Regions from separate parts of the Homo sapiens genome. Here region 2 is linked to region 1. Evidence: read pairs that join two places in POLR2A ChIA-PET (ENCODE). Cell type or tissue: GM12878. All regions are shown on one strand. Each heading gives the region's core, and the rest is flanking DNA. Links, peaks and the distances in the headings are about the cores only. Region 1 overlaps SCAMP2 (secretory carrier membrane protein 2). Region 2 has its middle 17 kb from the start of C15orf39.

Region 1 (5,366 bases), core at 263-5,262:
AACCACTGGTCATTCAGGCATGAAATAACCTCAAGGCCAATTCTTCAGCAACACAGAGCCTCCTGAACTTCACCTTGTCACTTTGTCCAAGTTGCAGGAGCCATCAGGGCAGAGGTGGTGTTCAGCAGGAAGAACATAGCCACAGTCTGTCGCAGAGGAGGTTGGAAGGGGTGGAGGCTGTAGTATGAGGCCCGTCCAGACACAGTGAGTTCTGGCTGTATGCCTGGAGGCAGTCAGACATTCATACCCTCTATGAACTGGTGGCTCAGGTGGGAAGATAAGAGATAAGAGGAAGTATCTGTGATAAAACCAGAGAACATATTCAATGCTGACCCTCAGCTCTATAAATATTCAGAGTAAGGAGAGAGCTCCCATTTTGGGTCCTAGGATCATGGTGAATATCAGTTTCTACATCTGTAAACTGAGGGGGTCACTCTGTGGCTATGTCTAATATTAGCATTGTATTTAACAATTGGATCTGGACAGGGCAAGGTGGCTCACATTTGTAATCCTAGTGCTTTGGGAGCCCAGGGTGGGAGGACCACTTGAGCTTAGGACTTCAAAACCAGCCTGGGCAACAAAGCAAGACCCCATCTCTACAAAAAAACTTTAAAAATCAGCCAGGCCTGGTGGCTCATGTGTGTAGTCCTGGTTACTCCGGAGGCTGAGGTGGGAGGAATGCTTGAGCCCAGGAGTTTGAGGCTACCATGAGCTATGATTGCACCACTGTACTCCAGCCTGGGCAACAGAGTGAGACCCTGTCTCTAAAAAAGAAAAAGGAAAAAAAAAAAAAAGAACTGGAGGCCAGGTGCAGTGGCTCACATCTGTAATCCCAGTACTTTGGGAGGCTGAGGTGAGCGGATCACCTGAGGCCAGGAGTTCAAGACCAGCTTGCCCAACATGGTGAAACCCCATCTCTACTAAAAATATAAAAATTAGCTAGGTGTGGTGGCAGGCGCCTGTAATCCCAGCTACTCAGGAGGCTGAGGCACGAGAATAGCTTGAGCCCAGAAGGCGGAGGCTGCAGTGAGTGGAGATCATGCCACTGCACTTCAGCCTGGGTGACAGAGCGTGACTCTGTCTTAAAAAAAAAAAAAAAAAAAAAAAAAAAAGAACTGGCTCTGCAGAGGCTTCCAGTGGAGGTGAGGCTGGGCCTGAAGTTTGGGAGCATCTGGTTTAATAATTAGGGGTGTGGGGTGAGGTGTGGAACCCAAGCGGTGTCTCCACAGGCAGGAACAGCCCTGAATTTGGCCACCCTCAGGGCTGTTCCTCATGGAGCCCAGGCATGGCTGTGAAGCTGGACCTGAGCCCTGCATCTGTTACTAGGAAGGGGAGGGTGTGGAGGAGCTCTTCTTGGGGCAGGGCAGGGTGAAGACAACTGTTCCAGGCCAGCAGGGGCACAGTAAAGAGGATGGCAGAGCCCCATGCAGAGATCAGATGGGAAAGGGAGACAAGGTTGTGTTCTGAGGACATTCTTGGATTTTATGAAAAGACTTTAAAAAACCCCCGAAACCCAGAAACATTTTCTTGAATTTTCACCTCAGCTCATCATATCTCTGCTCTTAGCAAGTGTGCCCGATTTAATAAAATCAGTACTGGCAGCCAGCAGCATGTTTTTGTTCTAGAAACTTAGACTACTTTTTTTTTTTTTTTTTTTTTTGAGATGGAGTTTTGCTCTTGTTGCCCAGGCTGGAGAGCAATGGCACAATCTGGGCTCACTGCAACCTCTGCCTCCCGGGTTCAAGTGATTCTCCTGCCTCAGTCTCCGGAGTAGCTGGGATTACAGGCATGCGCCACCACACCTGGCTAATTTTATATTTTTAGTAGAGACGGGGTTTCTCCATGTTGGTCAGGCTGGTCTTGAGCTCCCGACCTCAGGTGATCCACCCGCCTCAGCCTCCCAAAGTGCTGGGATTACAGGCATGAGCTACTGCACCCGGCTACCTTAGACTGTCTTTTACAAAATAAGAGGAATGGCCAGGCATGGTGGCTCACGCCTGTAATCCCAGCACTTCGGGAGGCCGAGACAGGCAGATCACGAGGTCAAGAGATTGAGACCATCCTGGCCAACATGGTGAAACCCTGTCTCTACTAAAAATACAAAAATTAGCCGGGTATGGTGGCGGCCGCCTGTAGTCCCAGCTACTCAGGAGGCTGAGGCAGGAGAATCGCTTCAACCCAGGAGGCGAAGGTTGCAGTGAGCCAAGATTGCGCCACTGCACTCCAGCCTGGGTGACAGAGCAAGACTCTGTCTCGAAAAAATAAAAAAATATAAAAAAAGAGGAATAAATGAATAATAAGTAAAACAGTACAGAAAGGTTATAAAGTCAATAGTAAGTCTCTACCCTCACCACCCCATTCACTTGCCCCTCAGCACCCCACCCCTCAAAAAAAAAAAAAAACCCACTCCCTAGAGGTAAATACTATGAACCATTTTGAATCTGTATAGGGCACCAACAGGAGCCTGTGTGGTGTGTACTCTCAAGCTTCTGGGTAAAGCTTGCTCTGGGTCTCTTCTGGGCTGAACCTTTTCCAGGAAGGGGGAAGGGAGAAGGGACCGCAGCTGTGGTGTGGCAGAGGCAGGCACAGGACCCTTCCAGAGAGGCTTCTCAGGGTCCCGGGAGGGTGATCAGCTGCCCTGCTTCAGTCAGGCGTCACCGGCTCGCCTGCCGGCCCCTGGCCCGGATTTTCTCCACTGTGTCTAAGGGCTTTTTTTCACCTTCTCAGGATCCCTCTGTGACCCAGCTGACCAACGCCCCGCAGGGCGGCCTGGCGGAATTCAACCCCTTCTCAGAGGTTGGTGAGCAGGCCCTCTTTCCAAGTCCCATGGCCCTCTAGGGTGGTGCTGGGGTGTCCGGGGCAGGGATCCTTGGCAAGGACAGAAGCAGCTCTGAGAAGCGGCAGTCCTCAAAGGGACAGTCCTAACATGAACCCGGGAGGCAGGGTAAGGATGGCAAAGCCACCAAACGCTCTGTAAAATTCTCCCCTTGGGATCTGTGACCGGGGCCCCTCCCCAAGGAGGTCAGGGCAGTGCCCAAGTGTGCTGGACCCAGCGAGCCCAGGGGTGCCGGGTTAGGGATCAGATGGCCTGAACCTGAGGCTTGTTGGCTGGGAAGCCACAGGGGAAGGCCCAGTGCAGGCCCCGAGGGAGTCCCCTCACAGGCAGGGGCACATCACTCATCCTGCTGTGGGTTTGCCCCCTCGTCACCAGCTAATGGAGTCCCACTCAATTCTGTCTTTTGATTTGTTCCATGTAGACAAATGCAGCGACAACAGTTCCTGTCACCCAACTCCCTGGGTCCTCACAGCCAGCGGTTCTCCAGCCATCAGTGGAACCAACCCAGCCGACCCCCCAGGTAGTGCTGACAAAGAACTCTGGCCTTTTCTCTCCAGTGAGGGAATCATCCAGACCAGTAGCTGAGCCCTGAGGCTGGGGGCAAGCAGAGAGCTTTCAGCCTTGGCCCCCTAAGGGCCCTCTTGCTAATTTGTTCGGAGCTGGTCACCTACAAGTAGAGGGGCTGCTCTGCCAATTAATATCCTTACTCCCTCCATCCCACCCACCACCACCACTGAGAAATAAGCTCTACTCACCAGGCCGGGCTCCTCGGTGCCTCCAGAGAGGGCATTTGTCCCTGTTGTACCCCTCCAGGTCCTCCTCGGGCCTTTGGCTTGTTCTCTCTTCCTTGGGGCCCAGAATCTCTCTCTTTTTTTTAACTTCATTAATTCTCACCTTCCTTCCTGTCTTCCTTTGTCCCTTCACCAAATACTGTGAATCTTGCCTGCTTTGTGCCTGGTGCTCCACTGCGCCGCCTCACTGCCCTCCCGCTGCACCCCTCGCTGCCCCTATGAGCGTGACCCATGGTGGAGTTGTGTGTTGCAGCTCCTGCTTAGACAGGCCAGCAAGTTCCCGCCTGCCCAATTCCTGGCAGTGAGCGAGCTCTCAGAGAGGCAGATGCTCCTAGGAGGAGAAAGTATTCTCAGAGACAGCTACATGCGAAAGCTTCCGAAGGTAGGCCTAATGTAGATGAGCAGGAGGAAGGGCAGGGCACCCGGAGCCTGCCCCACACCCCTCCCAGGCCCCAGAGCCCTGTGGAGGTGAGGCAGGCCTTACATGCGGAGTTGCCTTTCTGTGCAGCTGGGTGGTGGGCTGTAGGGAGCTGGGTCCTTCTCAGCTGGCGTCACAGACTTGGAGGAGGTCAAGACCCCCAGCGTGGCACAGCGGGGTCAGTTCTGCTCCTGCTTCCGCCCCCAGTGCCTGAAACTTGGCTCTCCACGTCAGCCTTAGGTCTTTGAAGAGCTTTTGGAGAGGTTGGTGTGTGTATACATGTGTGTGTGTACACATGTGCCTGGTTTGTCATCCTGTGAAATGACCAGTTTGAGATCTCTCCCTAAAAAGGACTGTAGTCTCATCCTTCAGGAGGAACCTGGCCCAAATGGCAGCAGCTGCCAGCAGGTGCAGGGCCCCGGGGCCAGGTCTGTTCAGCCTCACATACAGTCAGTCCCTTACTGTTACTCAGAGGCTCTACCCCGCCTGGAGAGGAGATAAGTGTGGACTCTGCATGCCACTAAAGCCAGGCAGGGCAGGGCCACACCTAAGGGGCTGTCCTGGGGTGTAGCCAATTGCAGTTTAGGGGGACCTCAGGAGGCAGCTCCTGGGGGCAGGCCATGGGGCAGGGTGCTTGTACAGATCCTGAGGCTCAGGCACACGCCATCTGCCTTCACGTGTCTCCCCTTTCCACTCACTGTTAGCAGGCTTGCACTGTTTTCCTTCTCACACATCCACCAGGCTCTTCAAATGAGGCTTGGGTCTGTGGGTTTCTTATTATAGTTTAGTTTCTTGTGAGGTCTTTTTCCCAAAGGTCACAATCACTGAGCGCTGCCTTGACCCAGTATGGGGAAGAGGTGGAGAAGCCAATGGGGGTAGTTTTCCCAACTCAAGCTTAGGGATGAGGGGAGAGGACAGCTTAGTCATGGCCAAGGGGTCAGGAAGGTGTGGGGGCAGTGGAAGACAGGTTGGCCTCTCTAAGGTGGTCTCTGGTACCTAAGACACTCTGTGGGGCGGGGACTGCTTCTGGGACTCCTTGATGGCTGTCCCTGCCTGGGGCAAGGCCTCTCTGCCTGCCTACCCAGGCTGACACTGTTTCTGTTTGTTGTGTCTGGCTGTCCCTGTACCTCCCCTGTTCTCTCCAGGCCGTGGTGTCTGCAGCCCAGGCAGGCCTGCTCCGGCAGCAGGAAGAACTGGACAGGAAAGCTGCCGAGCTGGAACGCAAGGAGCGGGAGCTGCAGAACACTGTAGCCAACTTGCATGGTAAGGGAGGCTGCTGGGGCCTGGGGCTGCCCTGCCTGGCATAGAAGAGTGTCCTGAA
Region 2 (5,366 bases), core at 58-5,057, 360 kb before region 1:
CCTGGCTCTGCGCTCAGCCTTCTGCCTGGAGCCACAGGTTCCTGGACACCGGCCTCAAGTAGGGATAGTGGTAGGAAAGGCACTTGTGGCCACATGTGGGCACCTAAGCATGGGACAGAGGGGTATCATGCCCCAAAGAGACCATAGAGGCCAAGAATGTAAGCAGATGTGACACCATCAATAAACCCCCCTGTCCTGGGGGTTTATTGACACCATCAATTAAGTCAGAGCCTACCCTGACCCTGACGCTACAGCTCAGTCTGGTTGAGACTCACAAAGAGATGTTAGTGCTGGGCAGGGGACCTGGCCCAGCCTGCGATGTCCAGCAAAGCTGTGGGCTGGACAAGAATCTCTGAAGATTAGTCCAGGACAAGGACAGCTGTGTCTGGGCAGGGAGTGGGGGCAATGCCCAGGAGACCTGAGGACCTTTAACTAGGTAGGGTGCCAGGTCAGGATGTGCAAAAGAGAAGGTGGCATGGCAGCATCCGCCCGAGGCCAGGCTATAAACCTCGGGGCCGCCCTGTGTAGCCTAAACCATGCTGCCACCCAGATGCCATCCTTCAAATGTGAGGCAGGGCTGGGAGAGCCCCCAGACCCCTCATCCCTCCCGCCCCAAGGTGGTTCCCATCCCTCACCAGAAGGAAAGTGAACTCTTCTATGGGGCACAGCCTGCCAGGTTCTGTGTCACCTGGTGGAAGGGGCTGTGGGGCAAGCCGGGGGAGCTGCAGCTGGGTGAGAAAGAACCCAGGTCCCACTCTGTTCCTACCTGTCAGGTGACCTCGGGCAAGCTGCTTTCTTTGCTTGGGGCCAAGGAGAGTCACAGGGGAGGGGCCAGGTTAAAAGGGCTCCACCCTGGAGCCCAGAGCTACCCATAGAGAAAACCCCTATCCTCCCGATTCCGCTCCCAGCTCACGCTGCTGCGATAACATCCTCCCCATCAGAGAGGCCGTGGGAGGCAGAGGCTGACCCTTCCTCCTTCAGGCACCTCAGCGGGTTTGGTTCCGCCTTCATCATGATCAGGGAGGGGGTCCCTGGGATCTCAAAGGTGAGGGGCAGCTTCTCGGGCTCCAGGTGCTCCAAGGTAGACCCTGCAGGGCACCAGAGCTAGAAGGGCATTGGGGAAGATCTTGAACCAGGCCAGGACCTGACCTCTGCCTGGCCATGGTGACTCTGAGCCAGGTAACCCTACGTTAGTCTCAGTCTGTCACTGTGTCTCACGGGGGATGTCAGCATTGCCTTTGGAGTCAAAGTAGGTAAGCCAGGGTAACCAGAGTTCCCAGTAGGGACCAAGACCAAAGGATGCAGGGGTCGGGCCTGTCCCAGAAGGTCAGGCTGGACAAGGGGCTGTGTCAAGCTGGGGCAGCTGAGGTCCTGCCCTTCAGGTTACAGTCATCTGGGTCCTGGTCTAGACCCTCATATGCCATCCAGAGACCCAACCCTAGGGACAATTCCTCCCAGGCTGGTAGCAGAGAGTCGATCCTTTTACTCACCCTACCAAAAGCTCTGAAATAAGAAGGCCTGCCAGTGGGGAAAAGACTCTTCAGGAAAAGGTTCTCAGGGGCAGGGAAGGTTTGAGCTGGGCCTTAGGGCAGCCAGAGAGGTAGGTGACAGGTCCCCTCACAAAGCCTGCCAGAGAATGCAGGAGGAACACAGGTGTAGTGATGAGAACGTTCTGGAAGACAGCAGGCAGCCTCCCACTCACTGATGGGGCCGAGTGAGGTCATGTCCACACACCAGGAGAAGCTGGAATCCACACACTGGTGCACTTTGTTTCTTGTTTTAGAGACAGGGTCTTGCTCTGTTGCCCAGGCTGGAATGTGGTGGCACAATCATAGCTCACTGCAGCCCTGACCTCCTGGGTTCATGCAATCTTCCCACCTCAGCCTCCTGAGTAGCTGGTGAGGGAAGAGAGAGGCTCTCTCATATTGTTTTATACTCAGTACCTGTTTTAAGAAAAAAACAAGGAAGTGAAATCAAAGACAGGCAGCCCAGCGCCAGGCCCAAAGCCAGGCCTGGGCCTGCCTGGCCTAAACCTAGTAGTTAAAAATCAACTCATGACTTAGAACCCGATGTTACCCATAGATTTCAGGCATTGTATGGAAGAACATTGTGAAACTCCCTGCTCTGTTCTGTTTCACTCTGACCACCGGTGCATACAGCCCCTGTCACGTACCCCTTGCTTGCTCAAATCAATCACGACCCTTTCATGTGAAATCTTTAGTGTTGTGAGGCCTTAAAAGGGACAAAAATTGTGCACTCAGCTCGGATTTTAAGGCAGTAGCTTGCCGATGCTCCCAGCTGAATAAAGCCCTTCTTCTACAACTCGGTGTCTACGAAGTTTTGTCTGCGGCTTGTCCTGCTATACTGGGACTACAGGCACACGCCACCATGCCTAATTTTATTTTTTGTAGAGACAGGGTCTGGCTATGTTGCCTAGGCTGGTCTCAAGTGATCTTTCCACCTCAGCCTCCCAAAAACACTGGGATTACAGGGACAAGCCAGCACTCCTGGTCATGCTGGTGCATTTTGGCTGCCATGGTGCACAGGAGGTATGAGCTGGGGGGCAGAATCTGCTCCTGGACCTCTACCCAGGCCTGCACCCAGACTGACCCCTGGGCTACAGGGAACAGGTGTGGAGAGAATGCAGCAAGCAGAGCGGGCTAGTCAGTGATGGAGACCCAGGCTGGGACTAGGAGAGATAGGGCTCCAACCCTCAGCCTAGTGGCCCGGCCCAACCCCATGGGGCCAAGATGACTTCCTAGGAAGCCAGGCATGGAAGCCAGCATGCACCTGAACCGAGGACAGAAGACTCTGATGACAGGGAGGCCTCTGACATAGTGTGGATACTTGTCCCATCCACATCTCGTGTTGAAATGTGATCCCCAGTGCTGGAGGTGGGGCCTATAGTGTGAGGTGTTTGGGTCATGGTGGGGGATCCCTCATGAATGGCTTAGTGCCCTCCCCATGGTAATGAGTGAGTTTTCTAATTTCTAATTTTTTTTTCTCTTTCTTTCCTTCCTTTTTTTTTGAGACAGAGTCTCACTCACAGCCCAGGCTGGAGTGCAGTAGCGCGATCTTGGCTCACTGCAACCTCCACCTCCTGGGTTCAAGTGATTCAATGAGTGAGTTTTCTATTAGTTCACAGGAGAGCCTGATGCCTCCTCTCTCTTGCTCCCTCTCTCACCATGCGACACGTCTGCTCCCTCTTTGCCTCCCGCCAGGAGTAAAAGCTTCCTGACGCTTCACCAGAAGCCTAGCAGATGCTTGTACAGCCTGCAGAACTATGAGGCAAATAAACTTCTTTTATAAATTACCCAGTCTCAGGGCCAGGAGCGGTGCTCACGCCTGTAATCCCAGCACTTTGAGAGGCCAAGGCGAGTAAATTACTTGAGATCAGGAGTTCAAGACTAGGCTGGCCAACCTGGTAAAACCCTGTCTCTACTAAAAATACAAAATTAGCCAGGCATGGTGGTGCACGCCTATAATCCCAGCTACTTGGGTGGCTGAGGCATGAGAATTGCTTGAACCCTGGAGGCGGAGGTTGCAGTGAGCCGATATTGCACCACTGCACTGTAGCCTGGGCTACAAGAGCGAAACTCTATCTCAAAACCCTGCCTCTACTAAAAATACAAAAAATTAGCCAGGCATGGTGGTCCATGCCTGTAATCCCAGCTACTCAGCAGGCTGAGGCAGGAGAATAGCCTGAACCCAGGAGGCAGAGGTTGCAGCAGCCTGAGATCGTACCACTGCACTCCAGCCTGGGTGACAGAGCTAGACTTCATCTCAAAAATAAATAAATAAATAAATAAATAAATAAATAAATAAATAACCCAGTCTCAGGTATTCCTCTAGAGCAACACAAAACGGGCTAATACAGCCTCCACGTTTGGTGTCCAGTGGACCTGGTGGTCCACTAGACACTCAGTGGTCTTGACTCTGCCATTAACAGCCAGACTATGACAGAGTTGTTCCCCTGCTCTGCCTCAGTTTGTCCTCTCTCAGCTGAGCAGAGCAGGGATAACTGCTTCTCATGTGGGCCACAGGACAAAACAAAGCCCTGAGTCCCACAGGAAGGTAGGTGGGCTATGTCCAAGGGAAGACAGACCTGGGGCAGTATTTTATGTCCCCAGGGTGGCAGAGGGACATGGAGAAGATGCCTCCTTTATGGGCAAGGGAGAAGGGAAGATAAGCAGAGAGGTGCCAGACACCCGCCTCACCCCCACCTCCCCCACCCCACACCAGGCCCATTCCTACTCAGCCCCCAACTCAGGCTGCACCATTCCCCTTTGGTCAGCTTGACTTCCCAGCCAAGCTGATGGAAGCTGACAGCTTGGATTCATCAGGGACAGCACGTAGTATAGGTGATGTGCAGGACGGAAGTGGAGAGGGCACACGGGAGCCGTGGTGTCAGGTCTGGGGCTGCCAACATGGTACCTGCCCTGGCTGGTCCACCCTGCCAGATGTGGCCTCTAATTCTAAGGTCTCCGAGTTCCAGGCCAGGACTGGAGCCAGACTCCCCTTGGGGACAGGGGACACAGTCCACATAGACATCACTTGTGCTTTGGGCAAAGCCAGCTGGACAAATGAATGAAAGGGGCCCTGCTGGAGGGTAAAACTGGGCCTGGACTACTCAGACCTGCCTCTGTGACAGGACGGTCCCATCCTTCCAATCAGACTCCTGAGCTGGAAACCCACCCAGCCAGGGAGTGGGGAAGGGGTGGCCTGCAGTCTCCCTTGAGTCTGTAGCCCCTCCCACCCAAGTCAGCTCCATAAAAAAAGATGCAGAGGCCGGGCACGGCGGCTCACGCCTGTAATCCCAGCACTTTGGGAGGCCGAGGCAGGCAGATCACGAGGTCAGGAGATCGAGACCATCCTGGTTAACACGGTGAAGCACCATCTCTACTAAAAATACAAAAACAAAATTAGCCAGGTGTGGTGGTGGGAGCCTGTAGTCCCAGCTACTCAGGAGGCTGAGGCGGGAGAACTGCGTGAACCTGGGAGGCGGAGCTTGCAGTGAGCTGAGATCGCGCCACTGCACTCCAGCCTGGGCGACGCAGAAACACCAGGTGCTTCTTCCAGCTGCAGGCTACTTCCTGGCGTGGCCTCCAGAACCCTGGATGAGTCAAGACGGGGCTGCCAGCAGCTGGGGGCAGGGGGAAGCTGGGTCCTCAGGGTGGATGCCTAGCAGGAACATGCAGGCGTGGCGAGTGATGGGCCCTCAGGGCTGAGCCCCTTCTGCCCAGGGGGCCTTGGTGACACGCCTGCTGCTGAGCTCAGCCCAAGGAGTCAGGGCCTGGTACCAAGTGGCCTCTCTGCCTGCGAAGACAGTCCTGGGATCGTTACCCCTCTGCCCAGGGCTCGAGTAT

What was found. Peaks named below come from ENCODE experiments on the same cell type or tissue, not always from the same donor. Only the 100,000 strongest peaks of a DNase experiment are listed, where the experiment ranks them.
Region 2: POLR2A ChIA-PET joins it to region 1 with 6 read pairs; 3 of 35 experiments call an interaction of 5 or more read pairs at or near these places.

The regions. Positions count from the first base shown.
Region 1 is chr15:74,852,011-74,857,376 of GRCh38, reverse strand. SCAMP2 (secretory carrier membrane protein 2) reads left to right here. Exons shown (of 9, transcript NM_005697.5): 2 at 2,728-2,796; 3 at 3,258-3,356; 4 at 5,191-5,308. Among named protein-coding and RNA genes, the nearest start is that of ULK3, 12 kb to the right of the region's middle. RefSeq lists enhancers at 1-34, 65-174, 921-990. In GM12878, for the core only: no CTCF peak of the experiment used is centred there; no DNase peak of the experiment used is centred there; H3K4me3 peaks cover 545 bases; H3K27ac peaks cover 1,100 bases.
Region 2 is chr15:75,216,218-75,221,583 of GRCh38, reverse strand. No RefSeq gene overlaps it. Among named protein-coding and RNA genes, the nearest start is that of C15orf39, 17 kb to the right of the region's middle. RefSeq lists enhancers at 1,751-1,810, 1,891-2,080, 2,891-2,940. In GM12878, for the core only: no CTCF peak of the experiment used is centred there; no DNase peak of the experiment used is centred there; H3K27ac peaks cover 1,478 bases.